3 separate regions of the Homo sapiens genome follow, and all the other regions are linked to region 1. Evidence: chromatin loops called from intact Hi-C (ENCODE). Cell type or tissue: heart right ventricle. All regions are shown on one strand. Links, peaks and the distances in the headings refer to the core of each region. The heading gives the core; the rest is flanking DNA.

Evidence for each region. Peaks named below come from ENCODE experiments on the same cell type or tissue, not always from the same donor. Only the 100,000 strongest peaks of a DNase experiment are listed, where the experiment ranks them.
Region 2: it touches region 1 in a loop (12-fold over the local background); 68 of 110 quality-filtered maps call a loop at or near these places.
Region 3: it touches region 1 in a loop (2.7-fold over the local background); 30 of 110 quality-filtered maps call a loop at or near these places.

Annotation. Positions count from the first base shown.
Region 1 is chr17:34,302,705-34,310,512 of GRCh38, reverse strand. No RefSeq gene overlaps it. Among named protein-coding and RNA genes, the nearest start is that of CCL8, 13 kb to the left of the region's middle. In heart right ventricle, for the core only: a CTCF peak has its summit at 3,889; a DNase peak (open chromatin) is centred at 3,897; H3K27ac peaks cover 1,381 bases.
Region 2 is chr17:34,195,778-34,202,181 of GRCh38, reverse strand. No RefSeq gene overlaps it. Among named protein-coding and RNA genes, the nearest start is that of LINC01989, 15 kb to the right of the region's middle. In heart right ventricle, for the core only: CTCF peaks have their summits at 1,854 and 2,067 (motif pointing left); a DNase peak (open chromatin) is centred at 2,071.
Region 3 is chr17:34,249,160-34,255,563 of GRCh38, reverse strand. It overlaps CCL2 (C-C motif chemokine ligand 2), which reads right to left and starts at 279. Exons shown (of 3, transcript NM_002982.4): 1 at 139-279. The coding sequence starts at 214. RefSeq lists enhancers at 1-582, 583-1,557, 2,501-3,700. In heart right ventricle, for the core only: no CTCF peak of the experiment used is centred there; DNase peaks (open chromatin) are centred at 333, 613, 1,247 and 2,983; H3K4me3 peaks cover 1,255 bases; H3K27ac peaks cover 5,000 bases.

The DNA of each region.
Region 1 (7,808 bases), core at 1,645-6,644:
ACTTATGATCATATTTACAGCTTTTTTCACTTAATGAGTCATGCACTCTCTCAAGTCATTAAATATTCTTCAATTGGTTGAATTTAGTGGCTTCATACTGCTTCATTATAAAAATGTCATACATAATTAAAGCATTTCTTTATGATTAGGCATATATAATTTATATTTTCATTTAAAAATAATTTTAATTAACATTATTTTGAAAACCCAAGTTTAAAAATTCTCCCCCATGTCTTTACTGCTGTTGAAATGTGAAGCTTTAGTAGATATTGCCATATCGCTTTCCATAAAGTTTTTACTCAGGACAACATTTATTAGTTGTAGTAGGCGAATAAAGGACCCCTTTGGCTAGGCACGGTGGCTCACATCTGTAATCCCAGCACTTTGGGAGGTCGAGGCGGGTGGATCACTTGAGGTCAGGAGTTCGAGACCAGCCTGGCAACATGGTGAAACCCTGCCTCTACTAAAAATACAAAAACTAGCCGGCCATGGTGGCACATGCCTATAATCCCAGCTACTTGGGAGGCTGAGGCAGGGGAATTGCTTGAACCCAGGAGATGGAGGTTGCTGAGGGCGCACCACTGCACTCCTGCCTGGACGACAGAGTGAGACTCTGTCTCAATAAATAAGTAACCCCTAAAAGTTCACTCCCTGATCCCTGGAACCTGTGACTCTGTTACCAGGGATGAGGGGGTGAGTTTTTTATCATATCTCCTTTAGATAATGGCTAACTGGGAAGGAGTTAGAGAAAAGGAGTGAGCGAAAAGGCAGAATGGCCATCTCTCTGGGGAATGAGTTCAGGTTGCTGGACCAAACAGCTACAGGATTTGGGCAGTCCTAAGTTTCATTTTCACTTTTCACACTAAGGATCTTTGTGGATGGGATCCAGGGTACAGACCTTGAGATGGAGAGATTATCCAGGTATGCTCAATCTAATACCTTGAGTCCTTGAAAGTGGAGACTCTTTTCTGAGTCTCAACAGAGAGAGGAGATGGAAGAAGAAGAAATGCATAGTATGAAAGGGACTTGACCCACTGTTGCTGACTTTGAAAATGGAGAAGGGGGCTCTGGGCCACAGAATACAGAGGCGTCTAGAAGCTGGGAAAATCTCTTGTCTGACAGCCATCAGGAAAATGAACATTTAGGCTCAATAAACCAATAACCCAAAGGAACTGAATTCTGCCAATGCCCAGAGCAATCGAAAAAATGGATCCTTCCCTAGAACTTCTAGACAGAAACACATTCCTGATAATACCTTGGTTTTAGCCTGCTGAGGCCTATGTTCAGCTTCTGAACTCCAGAATTATAACATAATACATTTATATTGTTTAAACCACTAATTTTGTGGTAATTTATTAATGCAGAAATAGAAAAGTAATACATTATTAACTGAAAGTATATGCTACTTTGTTAATAAAAAGTATTATTTTGTATATAGGCAAAACTAACCTATAGTGGTAGCATTGAGACTAGATGTTGTGGGGTATTGACTGGCAGGGAATGTGAGGGAGACTTTGGGGTTTAGAAATGTTCTGCAAATATTGATTTGGATGGTGATTCCTGGGGCATATGTATGTAAAAGTGATTTAACTTCTTTGAACTTTATTGTAGGAAACCAATGCCTCAATTTAAAAGTTAGCAGAAAGAAACTATTCCAGTATGAGCTTGTTTAAATTTGTGTCTACTGGTTGGTATTTTTGTGTACATGTTCAATGGTTTATGTTTTTATCTGGTGAATTATCTGGTAGTCTTCTTAGCTCAGGAGTTCAATTATTTTTTTAAATTTATTTATAAGAGACCTTAAATCTTCTACCTCTTGTTTATCTAATTTCTTTTTTAAAAAACTCTGGATCATCTTTTAACAATACTGAAGTTCCAGAACTTGAAACATATCCCTAACCTCAGGATTTCCTCTCACAAGAGGGAACTTACACTCTTACACAAAAGCATCTGGGACTGTCCCTGCCAATTGCCTCATATAACACTGATACAGAGTCAAGTTTTCTTTATAAATTGAGTTTATATAAATCCCCAGTCCACATGCATGGCAAGTGTCACACAAAAATAAACTCAGAAAATTTTCATTCTCCAGTGATGTGGCTTGACACAAAGGTGCATTCAGAGCTAAGAAATGAAAATAGTGGTAAAAGTCAATTATGAGAAAGCAAAGTGGGTTAGTAGAATGCAGGGCGTGTACGCCAAGTGCCTAATCCCAGCTTGCCTGCTTAGTAGCCATGGAACCTATTTAGATATTTTTAGGTCCACCTGCTTCGTGTATCAAATGTGGGGATATACAAGATCAAGGATGTCAAATAGGTTTTCAATGCAAGTGTCAACTCGAGAGGTTTATTGGAAAAGATAATGAGGCCTTATGTCGGCCATGAGAAATAGTGATGTGATTCTTTACTGATATTCTCCATCAGTACAGGATCAGGGAGGAGCCCAGCTCTGGGACATGTTGGCCATTCGTGGGCTAGGAGATTATCTGTGTTCCTCTCAATTTTATTTTCCTATGATTGATTATCATCTTGAAATGAGTCCAATCTGAGACTTGGACACTTAGGGCATTAGGAATCAGCAGAGAAGTGTTCTTTGCTGTTTAGCTGTAGGACAGGCAGGATAGTGGTTAAAACAATGGACTCTGTAGCCAGATTGCCAGGATTTGGATGCTTAGATGTTTTGAAAGCTTATTTCAGGTCTCTGTGCCACTGTTTTCCTATCAGCAAAATAGGTGTGAATTAAACTAGTTGACACAGGAAAAGGGCATTGAAAAGTGAGGTGTTAGCATATGGTAAGTATTTAATAAACTCATTGTTATAGATATTGATAGTGAGAATATAGTGATCAGAGGATGCTAAACAGAGACCCAGGATGTGGACTATTGAAGAAGGACTCCCTTAATTGTCTTCATGCATTCAGATGAAGACATGTGATAGAGATGGACCTTCAGGAATGCCTGTGCTGTAAATAAGGAAATAAAAAGAGTCTCCCGGAAACAGGGAAGCAAGAGACCCCAGGATCTTCACATCAGCCAGAGGTGCAGGATGCTCTGGACCCCAGAAAGAATAGGAGAAAGATCCCAGGTATGACACATACCCAGAGACACCATGCTCATGTTCTGCAGATGGTTCAGAGCCTGCAGTTGGAAAGTCCCTGTGTTTTGCAATTTCCCTTCCTTTGGTTTTGGTTTTAATGTGGATTTCAAAAACCTTAGCGTGAAAAACTAAAATGAAACTTAAGACTGCCCAATTCCTGCAGTTGTTTGTTCCAGCAGCCAGAATGCATTCCCTGGGGAGGTGGCCATTCTGCCCTTTCTCTCTCTCCTCCTTTTCTCTAACTCCTTCCTAGTTAGCCATTATCTAAAGCGGATGCAAAAACGTGCTCATAATTTAGGAGGTGGTGAATGGTGAGACCATGGTCTAGACCATAAGCTAGTAGAAGACAGGGATCAATTAGCATTGGAAAAGAAACAAATCTCCTGCAATGGAAGCTGTTCTCTGTCTTAAGTGATTCCCAAGGAACATAGCAGGGTCAGGTAGAAGAATGTTCTGCAAATCGCAAGTTCTGGAGAATGGCTACATTCTTCATCTTCATCTCAGATTTATTCAGAGATCACAAAAGTCATAGAAGTAATGGAAAGAGACACTAAGAGGGAGAGATGAAGTCACAGCAGGTCGCACAGCTGGTTTATGGCAATCCAGGACTGGAGAAGAAGTGAGAGGCCACACAGGACTTGGGCAGGTCATTCCAAAGACTGCCATGCAAGTTCAAAGCCGTGGGGTCCGAACTCAAATGTGAGAGAACAAAGGAACCTCAGAGAGCATTGGTGTTCCAGTGCTATACTGAGCTATACCTCTGTATCCCCAGGAAAACTGGTTGAAATCCTGATGGGGGCACTGTTCCACAACCCAATGTCCTGACTCAGAATCTTGGGATAAGGCCAGGAAATCTGCATTTTCAGGGGTAGTCCTGGTGATTCTGATTCATACTCAGTTTGGAAACCATCAGTCTAGTGCAAAAGGTAAGCTGGGTTTCATGGAAGAAAAAATGATTTGCACAGATTTACCTGACACACAGCCTAAAGAAAGAGCTGAGGATGCAATGCTCAAAGATGTGCAATGCATTCCTGTCTGGTTGCTGGTCCCTACTGGAAACTGCTCTATTAGAGGCCCCAACATCTCCAATTCTTTGAGTTTACAGGTTCATGCTATGGGAATTGGAGGAAAAACAGCCTGAGAACTTCTTCAACATAGAGACATACAGCATTTACCATTTTCCACCGCCTCCTGCCCAAGCCTTGCTGAGTGCCAGAGGGTCTTCTGAGTATCAATGCATATGGTGATATTTTAGTTTTTTTTTTTATTCCAACTCACTGTGTGCTTCTACACTTGGTTAGAGTTTTAGAGTTCACTCCTGATTGGTATTTGGAGATGAGATCTTGGTGGCAGGGGAAGTATACAGAACTACTTGATCTGGCATGAGGACGAATGAAGTTGTCTGGTTGCTAATTGCTCCCAGGACTTTTGTTGAATTTGGGGGTGGGGATGGGGGGCCTTAATGAAAAATCTGTGTCTAAGCAGGCAATGCCTGAGAAAGGAGTGGGTTCACAGTAATCCAGGTCCTGGCTGGTACATGAAGACAGATTTGAAATACTTTCCTTTCCAACTCTTCTCTAGCCAGTGCATGTGGTGATGTTTGCCAAGACATAGTTCCTGGGGCTAGGAAAACATGTGAGATCATCTGCCAGATTCCTTCACTTGCTGCCTGTAACACAGCATTATCCCCATTTAATGGAGAGGAAAACTGAGGCCCAGAAGGAGAATTTGATATTCCACAATGCTCAGGGAGTCAGTGCCACTCCTGCAATCAGCATCAATGTCTCCTGCTTCACAGGGTGAGATTTTCTAGTGCTCCATGCTTCTGAGTGCTCTGCTTTCTACAGAATCTATCATTCTCTCCCCAAGACTGGCAGGTATTGGCCCTGCTATTGGTCTTTACTGTTGGTGAGGAGGTAAAATTATAGCTAATTTTCATACAAATGGATCCCCGTTTGGAAAAAGGAGCTGGCCAAACTCATAGACTGCAGTTGAATCTTAGGGGTCATCCAGGAAGAGGAGGCCCTGTCTTTTTGAATCCATGTTTTAAAAGCTCTGCGGTTGGGGCTTACAGGGCTAGTGAGAGAGGGACGTGAACTTGGGGCTCAGGGTAGGCATGTCTCTCAATACTGCCTTGTGATATTTTGGTAGTGAGTTCTAGGAGCTGGGTCCCTAGGCCTCCCACTGTGTCCTCTTGACGAAATATCTTCAGTAAGCTCCAGCTGACCCCATTCTTCCTATGAGCTGCTGCCTCTCCTCCACCTCTACCATCCCTTCTTGCCTGGATTATTGCGGATACCTGCTCTCAGGTCCTCCTTTCCACATTCCATCCTCAGGCAGCCAGAAGCTCTGTCTTCATCATGCATACTTCTGATTAGTTTGCGTCTCTTCCCCACTAATTCACACACCTTCATTGTCTTCCTATGACATTCAGAACTGAACCCGACTGTCCATGTTGACATTCAAGACCCTCCAAAATGTAGCTCCAAGCTTGCATTCTAAGTTTTTAAAATGTTTTTCCTATTTCTGGACCAAATTCCAGCCAGACAAGAGTTCTGCTTCTTGCCTACTCTTCTGTCCACCCTAAATTAGTTCAGTCGAACCTCTCCTTTGATCTCACCCCATCATTTAAGAGAGGTCCTGCTTATGCCTCTTCTTCACTGAGAAGTGTAACCTGACCACTGAATCTATTGCCACCTGCTCTTCCTCTGATGTTTCAATTCACCATTGGTGTTCCTCTGGAGTTCATGATAGGTTGAATGGGACTGACTGCAGCCAGGGAGAACATTTCAGAGGCTATTGCTATAGATTGGGTGGGAAAGCTCCCCTGGTAGGAAAGAAGGTGTGGTGGGCAGGAGAGGAAGGAAATGGCTGTGGGCTGACGCTGAACAAGTGACCACAGTCCTTGGTCCCAGGAGGTTGGAATTAGGGACTAGAATCACAGTGCCAGGGCAGTCTTGTCTGTCTTCAACCTGCATGGAGACCAGCCAAGTCAAAAGCCATTCGATGGGATCATGACCTCCACTTCCTAAAGCCATGCCCTCACCCCCAGCTTCATTCTTCCAGCTTCATCTTTTTCAGAAAGAAAATATAACTACCCAATTTTATTTTGTTATTTATACTTTATTAGAGAAGGTTGCTGGCAACCAGACCTAAGCCTGTCATAAACAGGCCTTAAAGAAACTGGCCATAAACAGGATTTCTGCAAAAATGTGACATGCTCATGATGGCTATGATGCACACTGCTAGAAGTTGTTGGTTTACTGGAGCAGGGCAAGGAATGCCTGGCCCATCTGGAGCGGGAAACTGCTCAAACCACAAGCAATAGCATGAGCGGCCTGCGCCTTAACATGTTTTTGCTGCGGATAATCAGCCAGAGCCTATTTCTCTACTCCTTGCTAAGAATTCTTTGTTTCCCCTAAGGAATGCTTTTAGCTAATCTATAACCTATACAAACAATGTGTATCACTGGCTTACTGTCAATAAATATGTAGATCAAACTCTGTTCGTGGCTCTCAGCTCTGAAGACTGTTAGCCCCCTGATCCCACTTTGCACTCTATTTCTGTGTCTTTATCTTCAATTCCTCTAGCACCGCTGGGTTGGGGCCTCCATGACTGAACTGGTCTTGGTAGAAGGTCTCACTTTTTTCCCCAGGCTGGAATGCAGTGGCATGTTCACAGCACACTGCAGCCTCAATCTCCTGGCTCAAGCAATCCTCCCACCTCAGCTTCCTGAGTAGCTGGGAATACAGGTGTGTGTCACCATACCTGGCTACTTTTTGTGTTTTTTATAGAGAGAGGGCTGTGCCATGTTGCCCAGGCTGGTCTCAAACTCCTGGGCTCAAGTAATCCACCCGCCTTGGGCTCCTAAAATGGTGGATTACAGGTGTGAGCCACTATGCCGGACCAACTGCCTAATTTTATAAACAAAATGTTCTCTTGAAAATCTCAGAGCTATACAATAGAGTAGACCTGTTCCCCAAACTGGTGTCCTGGGAAGAGCCCAGAGACTGGCTTCGGTGGCCTAGAATTCCAGTTCCAGCTTGTACCAATCTGGTTTCTCTTGAAACATATTCCCATTTTTTAGGGAAAAAAAATTTCCCCTAAATTCTGAAGACCCTTATTGCAGTGACATTCTGAGGGCCCTTATTGATCAGATTGTCCTGAAGGTTAACTTTCCTGAAAGGAGAGAGAGGCCTTACCTGGTTCAGCAAACACCTGGGAACTCATGGTGGCAGTCAGCACAGAAGAGCTGGGGAGACCTTCATGTTAGAGGGCAAGAGTTGGAGGTTTCTGGGATTTTCTAGGCCTCTCTGCTCCTTTGGCTGCTTTACTTAATTTTTTAAACTAAATCATGATGTTATTTTATAGGATGTAAAGAATTAGGGAGAAGAGAGAGAATTCCTTGGCAGAATTATTGTCAAAGAATTATGAGATGAGATCCAAAATCTGCAGAGTGGGCATTGGGTCCTGGGGAGGTTTCCAAGAAGTGGAAAAGGGAAGCAGTGGGCTGGGACTGGGCACATTTTCCATCCATTGCTGAGACTAATGGGGATGGGATAGGAAAGGGAGGTGCAGTTATGCCCAGCCTAAAAAGAGGAAATGCTCCAAGTTGGATCATCTCATGGGCTGCACTTCCTTTGCACTTAAATGTTTTCTGTAGAAAAGAGAGGAAGAAAGTAAATTGTGGTCATCAGAGAGGTGAGTAGATAC
Region 2 (6,404 bases), core at 1-5,000, 110 kb after region 1:
CAGTGGCATCTTTCAGGGAAGAGCCCTAAATGTTTTCCAACCTGATAGATGTCTCAGATGAGGTTAAATATCTCTTAGACTTAGGTTGGATTTTGCATGACCCATGATATAAAGGCAGTCGAGCATAGTGGTTAAGAAAGCGAGCTTTGGTGTTAGGTTGTGGGAGTTTGAAACTCAGCTTTTTTGGTTTTAGTCAGGTAACCTTGAGAAACATGTTTAACCTCACTGTGTCTCATTTTAGTCATTTATAAACCAGAGATGATAACTGCACAGATCTTTCAGGGCTCTACGGAGAATTAGCTGTCATAACGTAGGCTAAATACTAAGTACTTGACACATAGGAAACATTCCACATGGACTAGGTCCCTTCTTCTTGCCCCTGCAGGCTCCCCAGTTCCATTCCTTTTTGCACAGGCTTGCCTATGTTAATTTCCTAGGAACTGGCTTCCTCTTGCCACTCTCTTTCTATGCACTTTGAATGGCTTCCAGCCATTCATAAGCCATCAGTTTAAGAGATACAAAAAGGCTCTCATCTGAGCCCTCAAGACCTTCCACAATATGCCCCCAACCAACCCCTCCAGTTGTATTTTCAGCTATTCCTCCCAAGACCCTCCCTCTGGCCTAGCTGACCTCTCTATTCTCACTAAACCTCTTCACTCAGGCCAAGACTGTATCCTGACTTCTTTCTCCATCTCTTCAAGCCTTACTCACCCTCTAAGTCTCAGTGGAAGACCTCCCCTCCTACAGGAAGTCCTCCCTGACTAGACAGAAATTCTGCGCCATCCACATGGTAATTAGTCACCAGCAGAAGTATCTCTCTGCAGTTTTGCTTTTGCTTGCTTTTGCATGTGATCTTCCCCTCAGTATGAAAGCTCTTTGAAGAAAGGCTCTGTGTTTTCATAATTAAGGCTTGGCATTCAGTAGGTACTCAATAAAGGCTGGCTGGCTAGATGGGTGAAGAAGCATGGGTCTTAGAAGACTCCTATGGGTTGGACAGGGATGACAGTAAATCTCTGAATGCCCCTGGGACTTCTCAGGGACACAGAGGAGGGAGAAGCTATTCTTTACTACCCCTGGGAGTTTGTGTGGAGCTGTGGGAAATGAACCGGCACACTTTCGTTAGCTGAGTGTGTGCTAAAGCCCCCTCCGCCTTTTCCTCAAGGCTCGTCAAAGTGGTCACTTGGTAGCTAGTTCTGCAGTGAAGGATTAAGGTTCAGGGTCAGACCCTGAACTCCAGTGGCAGCTGCAGCTTTTACTAATGATGTGAACTTTACAAGTTCATTAACCTATCAGTGTCTCAGTGTCACTGCCTACCTTTAAAATGGCGATAACCAGGCTAGGCACAATGGCTGACACCTGTAGCCCTAGCTACTCTGGAGGCTGAGGTGGGAGGATTGCTTGAGCCTGGAAGTTTGAGGATGCAGTGACCTATGGTCGCACCACTGCACTCCAGAGTGGGTGACAGAGTAACACTGTTTCAAAAACACAATAAATAAATAAATAAATAAATAAATAAAATAAATAGGGATAACAACTGTTCCTACCTCAACTCGTTGTGAAGATTACATGAGCTAATGCACATGAGCAGTTAGAACACTGCTGCAGTGAACACCAATACATAACCTCTGTATGGATCATTTTGGTCTATAGGTTTGGACAGGATGACATGGAAAGAAAAAGCAGACTCAAACTCCATCGCTATCACTTCTAGATCCGTGATTAGGAACATGTTCTCCTTCTCTGAAGCTTTGTTTACTTGTCTTTACAACAAAGAAAATCATACCCATGATAAAGGATGGGCATGGAAATGAAATACTGTTTATTAAGCATGGATATTACATTAAGTATAATTACATGTTGCCTATTAAGCATGGAGAACAGTGCCCGTCATATATGGGGATCATGGGTATGTTCTTATTCTTTTCCATTTAAGTCTCCCTTTTCTGCCTGGCGGAGTGGCTGGGCTGAGATTGTGGTAACCGTAGGAAAGAGAGGGGAAAATGCAACTTCGTGTAGAGGTTAGTGTGGGTCTGCTGTCACCTGCTGGATTAAGTAGGTAAAGACATTGCCAGGTGCTCTCTGCTGCCACCTTATGGTGAAAGAGGTTTCTAGCAGAAGAGCATATTTGTCTAGTCCTGCTTGTGTTCTGTTCCTCCTCACACCCCTCCAACAATGCGTGCTCTCCCGACCTACCTTCTCTCAAACTCTACCTGGGGAGCACTTACCAAGTGCCAGATATTGTATAGACTGCGATTAAAAGATTAATGAGACAGAGGCTCTGGCACTGACAAGCAGTGCTCACTCTTTAAGGGACCTAAGAAATATGTGGAGAACTTTATTATTTTTTAAAATCACATTTATTCACATACAATTTATTTTCACACAACAAAACGCATGCTCTTTAAATGTACACATTGATAAGTTTTGACAACTGTATATGCACGTGGAACCACCGCCCCAGTCAAAATATTGAACGTTTCTGTTATCCCACAAAGTTTTCTCATGGCGCTTGGTAGTCAATCTTCACCACTTCCTACCTACCCCAGGCAATCCTTGATCTGACTTCTCTTGCTATAGTTTGTTTTGCCCTTTCAAGGACTTTATATAAACGGAAGTGTACAGTATACACTCTTTTGTGTCTAGCTTCTCTAGCACAACAAATTGTTTTTGAAATTTATCCATGCTTTTGTAGGTATCCGCAGTTTGTTTTCTTCTATTGTTAAGTGGTATTTCAGTGAATAAATACATAATTCATTTATCCATCCTCTTGATAGATTTTTTGACTGTTTCCAGATTTATGCTGTGGTGCAAAAAACTGCAGGCACGTTTGTGTATAAGTCTTTGGGTGAACTTTGTGAGTCCTTTGTGTGGTTTTTATTTATCTTGGGCGAATTTCCAGAAGTAAAATTGATGGGTCGCAGGTAGATGCATGTTTAACTGTGTAAGAAACTGACAAACATTTTTCCAAAGTAATTATGCCATTTACGTACCTACTACAAGAATTCCGATTGTCCACATGCTCACCAGAGCTTGCTAGTTTTCTTTGTTTAACTTTTAGCTATTTTAATGTATGAAGTTACATCACATCGTGGTTTGAACTTGCAATTTGTTGATGATTAGCAATGCTGATCATTTTTTCAGGTGCTTATTGATCATCTGTGTGTCTTTTTAGGAAGTGGCTATTAGAGTTATTTTGCCCTCTTTAGTATTGACTTGTAAGAATTCCTTTTATATTTTGAATATAAGTCATTTGTCAGATGTATGTATTTTCTCCATCGTGTGGCATGTCTTTTCAATTTCACATTAGTGTCTTCAAAGGGAAGTTTTCAGTGTTGTTAAGGTCCAATGTAGCAACTTCTTTTTCTTGTCTTTTCTTTTCCCTCCCTCCCTTTCTTTCCTTTCTCTGTCTTTCCCTTTCTCCTTCCTTCCTTCTCCTCCTCTTTTCTTTCTTTCTTTCTTTTTTCTCCTTCCTCCCTCCCTGCCTTCCTTCCTTCCTTCCTTCCTTTCTGTTTCTTCTTTCTTCTTTCTTTCTTTCTCTTTTTCTTTCTTTTTCTTTTTTCTTTCTTTCTTTCTTTTCTCTTTCTTTCTTTTCTTTCTTTTCTCTCTCTCTCTGTTTCTTTCTTTCTTTTTTCTTCTTTCCTCCTTTCCTCTCCTGTCCTCTCCTCTTCTCATTAGTGTTTTTTATGTCTTCTTCAGGAAATATTTGTCTAACTAAGGTTGCAAAGATACTCTCCTGTGTTTTCTTTTAAAAACTTTACATGGTCAAGTGTCACTTAATGACAGGAATACATTCTGAGAAATGGATTGTTAGGCAATTTCATCATTGTTCAAATGTCATAGAGTGTATTTACACAAACCTAGATGGTATAGCCTACTGCTACACCCTCTTGCTCCTAGGCTACAAACCATACAGCGTGTTACTGTGCTGAATACTGTAGGCAGTTATAACACAGCAGAAAGTATTTATGTATATAAACGTATCTAGACATTAAAAAAGTACAGTAAAAATACAATATTATAATTTTATGGGACCATTATGGTATATTCAATGCATGACTGTAATTGTGATTTAAATTTTTACTTAATGATGTACAGTGTAAGGTATGATGTGAGGCTTTTGTTTTGTTTTGTTTTCAAATATATATCCATTGAGCCAGCACCATTTATTGAAAAGACTATCTTTTTTCATTGAATTACCTTCAACAGAGTCAACTGAGCATACATATATGGGTCTATTTCTGAATTCTGTTCTATTTCATTGATATATTTTACTATGTCCATGCCACTTTGTGTCTTGATTTCTGTAATTTTATAGTAACCCCTGAATCAGTTTGAAAGTATCTAACTTTATTCTTCTTTCATAATTATTTTGACTATTGTAGGTCCTTTGCATTTTCAAATGAATTATATAGCTTATCAGTTTCTATAAAAAGATCAGCTGGGATTTTCACTGTATTGCTTTGAACTGGTAAATTGACGGAATTGATATTTAAGCTTCTATTCCATGAACATGGTATAGCTTTCCAATTATTTATGTTTTCTTTAATTTCTCCTAAAGTTTTAAGTGTAGATATCTTGTACATATTTTGTAAAATTCATCCTTAAGAATTTTATACCCTTAGATGCTATTGTAAATGATATTCCTTATCATTTTTTATTTTGTCACTAGTAAACATAATTAAAATAGATTTTTGTATATTGATCTTGTATGCTGAATCCTTGCTAAATTCCCCTATTAGTTCTCATATTTTAGATTCCTTTAGGATTTTATACGTTAAAGATTATGCTATTTATGAGCAAGGACAGCTTTTTTTCTTCCTGTACAATCTGTATACCTTTTATTTCTTTATCTTGTGTTATTATGCTGGCTAGGATAGCCAGTGCACTACATTATGGAAGTGGTTACAGCAGATACCCTGTTTTGGTACCAGTCTTTGATAGAAAGTATTTACTGTATTACTATTATGTATTTTGTTACCTGCAGATTTTAAAATTATTGACTTTTATCAGACTGAGAACATTATTTTTTGTTCTTCATTTACTGGTACATTTGTTTTCAATCATGGATTAATGTTGAATTCATCAAACAATCTTTTCTGCATATTTTGAGATAATCATTACATGATTTTTCTCCTTTTTTGGTTCATGTGGAGAATTATATTAATTTACTTTTAAGTGTCAAAACATCCTTACATTTCTAGGATAAACCTTACTTGGTTGTGATATGTTTTTCATATATTGCTGGTTTCAATTTGCTTTTATTTTTCAAGAATTTTTGTGTCTATATGAGTAATATTGGTCTATAATTCTCATTGCTTGTAGTCTTCTTGACAGGCTTTGTTATAAAGGTCTTGCTGCAGTTATGAGATGAGCTAAGAAGTGTTTCCTTGTTCTTTCTTTCCTGAAAGAATTTGAGATATACCGTTATAGAAGGGCAAGCTGTGGACTAGGAAGATTCTTAACCTTGTAACTTTGGACAATTAAACTCTAGGATTTTGGTTTCTTATCTGTAAAGTGTGGTTGATATTGTCTACGTAGCCTGGTTGTGGTGAAGAATGGATGAAGTGATGCCTGAAAAACTGCCTAGCAGTGCTCTTAGTAGGCCCTTGACATATGGGAGGTGTTTTGATAATTAACATGATTACTAGTACATCACTAGCGGGGACTAGAAATCTAGCACGAGATGATTCTCAAGGTCCTTTCTGCTACAAAATTCCAACATTCTTTTCTTTCAAAGAGCTAACTATTGAACAATTGCAGAGCTTTAAGAATTGATTTTAACTGTTATCTTATGTGATCCCTCAGTAGCCTCCAGAAGGTGCCACCATTGATGTAATTTCTTCCTTTAACAGATGAGGAAACTGAGGTTGGTGAGTTGGGCAATTTGCCAGGGGCAACATGGCGGATTGGTTGCTATCACTCATTGTGAAGTCAGAGTTACAGGCAAGGGAGCAACAGGGCTGAGGAGATACCTGTTCTCCCAGTTTCACGGCCAGTACAAGGCCATTCTTACACTGCTCGGGGGAGCCCCTCAGGAGAAGACACATTTAAGAGTTTCCAGCAAGAAGAGTCAGGTCATGCAGTCAGCTGCTTTCTCAGCCCAGCTGTGGGAATGTAAACAAGTTTCTAACCTCATTGAATCTTAGGTTCCCTGTTTGGAAACAGATGAGATCCACAACAGCCATTATCTTATTGGATGGTTGTTGTATGGCAGGGGCTGTACTGAAGAGTCACACACATTACTTAGTCTTCCCAACAATCCTGCAAGGTAAGTATATCAGCCACAGGTGAGAAAAGTGAGGCTTAAGGAGATTAAATAATTTATCTAAGGTCAAGAAAGATCCATATCCAAGATTGAAACCTAGGAATAACTGACTCTTCTTTCCATGTTAAAACTGATCAAA
Region 3 (6,404 bases), core at 1-5,000, 53 kb after region 1:
CCCTTGTCCTTTTCTGAGTCACCTTATCTTGGAAAAGTAGCGTTAAAGCAAGACTGTGGGTACCACGTCTGCTTGGATGGTCCATGATAACTCAGAGAGAAGACAATGTGGTTCAAGGAGAAGAAGAGGGGGCCTTACCTGGCTGAGCGAGCCCTTGGGGAATGAAGGTGGCTGCTATGAGCAGCAGGCACAGAAGGGCGGCAGAGACTTTCATGCTGGAGGCGAGAGTGCGAGCTTCAGTTTGAGAATTGGATGTTTCTGGGTTAGTCTCAGCCTCTCGGTTCCTCTGGCTGCTGTCTCTGCCTCTTATTGAAAGCGGGCAGAGGGAGAGAGGGCGGAGTCAAGCAGGAGGAGGGATCTTCCATGAGTGATAAGTGGGCTGTTAAATCTGCTGAGCAAATGCAGCATCCTGTGGATTTCCAGGAAGTAGGAAAGGGAAGCAGGGGGTCAGGACGAGACACTTTTTCCATTCACTGCTGAGACCAAATGAGCAAATGGGGAGGATGGGGTGCCATTAAGCCCAGACTGACCACAGATGTGAACTAAGAGGGTTATTTTTAAGGATTCTGCTTTCTCTGAAGCGAAAACTGCAGAAAAGGAAGGAAGCGAGGAAACTAGATGAAAGCATGTCAGGCTCGCTGCCAGCTTACCTTCAGGCCACATTCCAAGGGGCCTCCCAGCCAGGAAGGAGCTCTCAAGCTTTGGCCGGCTCCCTGACAATGCATTAAATCCATTTGCTCATTCAAATGCAGAATAGTAGCATCATAGAAGCCTAGCAGAACTGTAGGATTGTGTAAACATTGAACTGAATTCTAAGAGTTCTAGGGTTTCAGACTTGGACAAAGGCATAGACAGCATGTAGTGCTGCAGAAGAAATGCCAGTGTCATACTCACAGAGTGCTTACTCTGCCAGGAATATTCTCAGACCTTTACAAATATTAACTCTGTAAATTCCCCAACTTTATCTAGTAGGGATTGCTAATTTTCATGTTATAGATCAGGCAACTGAGGCACAGAAGGGTTAAATAGCCTGCTCAAGGTCCCCTCGAGCACAGAACCCAGGCAGCCCTGTCCCCAGTGGGCTGCCACCTCTCTGACATACTGCTGGAAGGAAACGTGTACAAGTCCTCCAACTAGTTGCCTGCTTGGGTCCTCTCTCTGTCCTCAGCATCTTCCAAATGGGCAGACAGCTAAAGGAGAATCTAGAAACATTCCTCATGGCTAAGTCATTATGAGTTAGGAGGCTGTTGCTAGCATAGCAGGCAGCAGTGGACAAGAAGTTCATCCCTGGTTATGGCAGCTATTCTCCTGGCTTCCTTCTTAATTTCCAAGGGACATGAGTAAGCAGTGGAGGAGTATTTCGGGAATTGGAAAGCCTGACTTCATTCCTCAGTTGTGCCTTAGATTTCCTCAGAAACTACAGAAGCACACTGATAAAAACCCAAAGACCTTAGAATTCATTTCAGTGAACTGTTGTCTCTTACAAATATGATAGGAGTACTTGAGGCATGTTAATGGCTGGGCTGAGTTTAAAATTCTGATCTCTCGATTCTCCTAGCCCACTGCCTCCTCCTTCTGAGCCTTGCGGTGCCCTTGCCCAATGGGCATACAAAGACTAGTGACTTCTTTCATAAAGGGTCACTGAGGCAATGTCTATAAATGCATGGGGTTTCTTGAAAGAAAACACTTTTCACTACACTTGTAAAAAGAAACGGGTTGTATTCAACAAATGACTGTTTTATTTCTAGTAAGTGGTCAGTAATGGCATTGTTGAGTGCATTCAGGGAGTCAGGTATGGTGCTGACATACTTTCCAGCGCTGCCTGCCCAGTCCTCCAACCAACCCAGCTTTCGTTAGGTTAAAACTGAAGTTATTTGTCCAGTAACTCAGACAGAATAGTAGATGTGCTGAGACTCCCACCCAGGATGTTTCCATTCCAGAATCTCTTCTTCCTGGGACTAGACTTGATGTCTCATGATGGATATTGGTTTCCTGGAGAATCCCAGAGCAGAGACTCTATGGAGTGGCCATTTCAGACTCTGGTGGAATTACAAAAAGCAGGATGAAGAGAGAACAAATCAACTCGAGCCCTGCTTTGCTTGTGCCTCTTGAGGAGCCTTATTCTTGTTCTGCCTGAATCTCACTAGTTACTCCTTTTCTCCCCAACCAGTGTTGAAACTTCTCTGTGTTTGTCTCAGTCCTCTGCTCATGCCTCAATCCATTCTTATCCAATGAATAAAATGTTTCCAGGACTAGAGACTGTGCAACTTTGTGTAGGAATTTCTTCCTAGGCCATCTCACCTCATCTTCCAAGAAGTTTTCCTCATATCAGGGGAAACCTCTCTCTAATCAGTTAGTGCATCCTTTACCATGAACTTGGTGGACCGCATTCAATTTCCCTTTATAATCCAGTCATGCTTCGGGTTTTCTCTAGGTTAACAAGCTGAAAGATGCTGAGATCTTTAAATAAGTCTCTCCTGGCTTAGTCATATCAGCATCACTCATAGAATCCCAGAATCAATGGGCTTATAGACATCCTGTGGCATGACCACTTGTTTTTATCTGATAAAGCCACAATCCAGAGAAGGAGACCAATTAGCCCATGGTCACAGAGAAAAACTTCCCAGCTTTGCTGGCTGAGTGTTCACATAGGCTTCTGAGTGTTGGAAGCATGTCTCTACTTCAGGAAGGAGTTGTCATCTCTGGAAAGTGACTTGGCCTTTGCATATATCAGACAGTAAACACAGGGAAGGTGAAGGGTATGAATCAGAAAAGAAAGTCTTCTGGAAAGTGATAGCTGTCTGCCTCCCACTTCTGCTCTGTCAAGAAAAGATGCCCTCCCCCGCTGGGAGGTCAGTGCTGGCGTGAGAGAAGTGAGTGGAAATTCCCACTCTGAGGAGGCAGCTTTGGAAGTTCCCAGATCCCGTAGAAGAGAATGCATTTGGCTGGAGCCTGCATTCCAGATACTGGGCCCGGAGCCAGGGAGCTCTCACATGGGGCTGTGCTGGGAACATCTCGGCACAAGCCTGGGTTAGGCTCTGGCACAAACCTGGGTTGGACTCTCGCTTGGGGACACACAAGGGAAAGGCCCCCAGAGGGGCTATGGGGAAAATGAGGGTCAATGCTCTGATGCTGTCCAGAATCCTCAGTTACCCCGGGGCCTCCTCTCTATCAACTCATAGATAAAGAATGGAAAAGCTCCTCTTGGTGAATAATGCTTTCTTCATTCCTCCCGGGGTCTGACCCCACCACTAAGATCCTCTGCATGAACCTTGGTCATCGCTGCAGACTCCCACTCAGTGTCAGGGGTGAAAAAAAGAGGAAGTAAAAGTGAGCTCTCTGGAAAGATCTGAAGCCACTGCCTGGGCTCCCACCAACTTCTGCGGTTCACTTGTCCCTCCCCACCTAGTGCAGGCTCCCTTGCTGGTGCTCCCTTCACTCAGCCTTCAAGAGAGATGCACCGTAGCTCTGCACTCACCATGTCCTTTCTAGACAACCCCCACTCAAGGCCTCTCCTCCAGGCTAGCTCCAGGTAGAATAGAGCCCATTTTCCCAGGGCCGCTACTCTGCAATCCCTTTCCTGTCAAGGATGAAAATCTTTCCTTAATTTTTCACAGAATGTCAGAAAATGAACGAGACCTTAGAGACCATCTACCTGTTTCTCTGATGGGGAGACTGAGGCCATGAACAGGTTAGTGACAGGCTCAAGGTGAGATAGAAGACGAATGGCTACATTTGTGCTGGTTTGCTTATTTCTGGGCTCTCAATGTAGTGCCCTTTGTCATCTACTGCACTATCTCTTTATTATAACATTCATACAATTAGCACATACCCTGTGCAGAGCACCAGGTAGAGGACTGCACAGGGAGGGAGAAGTGAATTAGACATGATGCTTCCTTTTCAGAAGAGATGCTAAAGTAAGAATCCATGGAAAGTAGGACTGAATTTAGGAATAAATCTGATCAGTACTTACCCCAAGCTTCCAGCATCTAAGATTTCTTGCTTTCTGGATTGGATCTGCCCCAGGTCTAATTGCATGCAGTAGCCAAGAATACTCCTGAGCATGGGAATAGGGGTGGCGATGGGCATAGCATATGAGAACAGAAAGAGTAGTGGCCTGAGTTGGTGGGTGGGGGTGATGGTGGTGAGGAGTAGTGATGCCTGAGGAAGCAAGAGGCTTGTTCTTTAGATTGTCTTCTGAGCCAGCCCTCACAGATTAGCACCTGAGCCCTAGAGGGAGGAGACTGATGTGGGTTGGGGGTAAGAGTTAAATAAATTCTTAGGCTAAAGGCAGCGTGAGCCACTCTACAGCACTTTCGTGTTACACATTGGGGGAGAAAATGCTTTCCTCATTTGGGGCTTGCATTGTACAAGGTGGCCTGAGCAGTGTGATGAGGGGGTCAAGGTGCCGAACTGGGAGAGGGGGATGGGCAGGTCTTAGGGAAACAGAGATCAGATGGAGTGGAGACAGAAACACTTTTTTGACAATAGCCTTTTGTTGACTCCTTTAGCACCTGTGCTGGGGTCATCTAAGGGAACAGAATAATTGCATTAACCAGAAAGATACAGAGCGGTGAGAGTCCCAGCTGAGGGGCCCAGGGAAGGCTCGTGATGGTACATTTAAGATGGGCTCAAGGGTTGGGCAGATTTTTGAACCTTGGCGATCGGTGGGTGAAGGAGGGGTCACATTTTGGGCAAACTTACAAAGGTTGCAAATTGTAATGTGCTTACCCATCTCCTTAGGATCTTGCTAAAGTAGAGATTCTGACTGTAGGTTTGGGGTGGGCCTGCGGTTCTGCATTGCTAACCGGTTCCCAGGTGATGATACTGCTGCTGGTGCATGGCTCTGCTAGAACAACTTTAACATTTGTCTTTGGATAGGAAATGCTGGCCAGGTGGGAAAATACTGAGCAGCTCATTTTGTCCAGACCAGGACTCTTGTCTGTGGCCCTTGGATAGGCTCCCAGATCCATCAGGAGTTGTCTTCCACATTTATGTTTTTGTGCATTTTTCTGGAGAGAGGGTCAGTAGCTTCTATTAGATTAGCAAAGGCATCCATGACCTCCAAGTAGTTAAGTGCCATTGAATTTATCAGAGAGTTCTGGGCTTCAACCCAGACCTGCTGAATCACAGTCTGCATTTTTTATTTTATTTTATTTTTTTGAGACAGAGTCTCACTCTGTCACCCAGGCTGGAGTGCAGTGGCACTATCTCTGCTCACTGCAACCTGCGCCTCCTGGATTCAAGAGGTTCTCCTGCCTCAGCCTCCCGAGTAGCTGGGACTACAGGCACATGACATCACGCCTGGCTAATTTTTATATTTTTAGTAGAGAAGGAGTTTTACTACATTGGCCAGGCTGGTCTCAGACTCCTGACCTCAGGTGATCCACCTGCCTCGGCCTCCCAAAGTGCTGGGGTTACAGGCATGAGCCACTGCGCCTGGCTACAATTTGCATTTTTTTCTATGTAAAGCTGTATTTTTTCTATGTCCTCCCACAGCCCCCTCAGATGATTGTCAGACTGTGTATGGGACCCCAGAATGAAGCATGGGGTATTTGAAGACAGAGCTATGCTGGCTGAGCTGGGAGGCACCAACAGGAATAAGTACAGGCAGATAAGAAGCAAGACACAAGAAGGAAGGGAACGAGAAGGGAATACGGAAGAGAAAGAAGAGGTAGCATGGAATAACAGAAGGAGCCCCAGGTGGTGTCAGAACACCAGGGCCAAAGGCCTGGCTCTGCCTCTTTCTAGCTGTGTGGCCTTGAGCAAGTCCCTTGACCTCTCTGGGCCTCTTCTGTCAAAGGGGATTAGTAAGACAGCTGCTTCTGACATTGTCATGAGACTTGTATGAATTAATAAACCAAGAGTGCTCTGTAAGCAACTTGTAAAGAGCTGTGTCAGTCTGAGGGCTCGTGGCATGCCTTCTCAGGGGATGTCCCAGGGCACATGCCAGTTTCTGGGCATTGGATGCCTACAGTCCTGATGCCCAGTACAAGCTTCTGCTGTGATATCTTGCTATGAAAATGTGTTGGCCATTTTTATTATATAATGCATAGGGAGGTTTCCATTTCCTAAGCTTTTTTTCATCCCCATTCTGTCTGCCCATGACAAAAAGCTGAAGGTCAAAGAAGTAACCCCAGAATCAAGCCAGGGCCTCAGCTCCTCACACAGCAGCCAGCTCTCACCAGAAGGTCCCACCCTGCCAGGCCCTCTCCTGTCTCCTCACCTCATGTCACCCTCAGCCCCACTCTCTGCTTCCAGAACACACCATAGCTCCATTCCACCTTGAGGCCTTTGCCCATGCTGGACCCCAGCACCTGGTACAGTATCTTCCATGTCGTAGGTTCTTAACAAATATCATTTAAATTAATTATTAACAGTTCAAGAATCTCTAGTCACTTCCC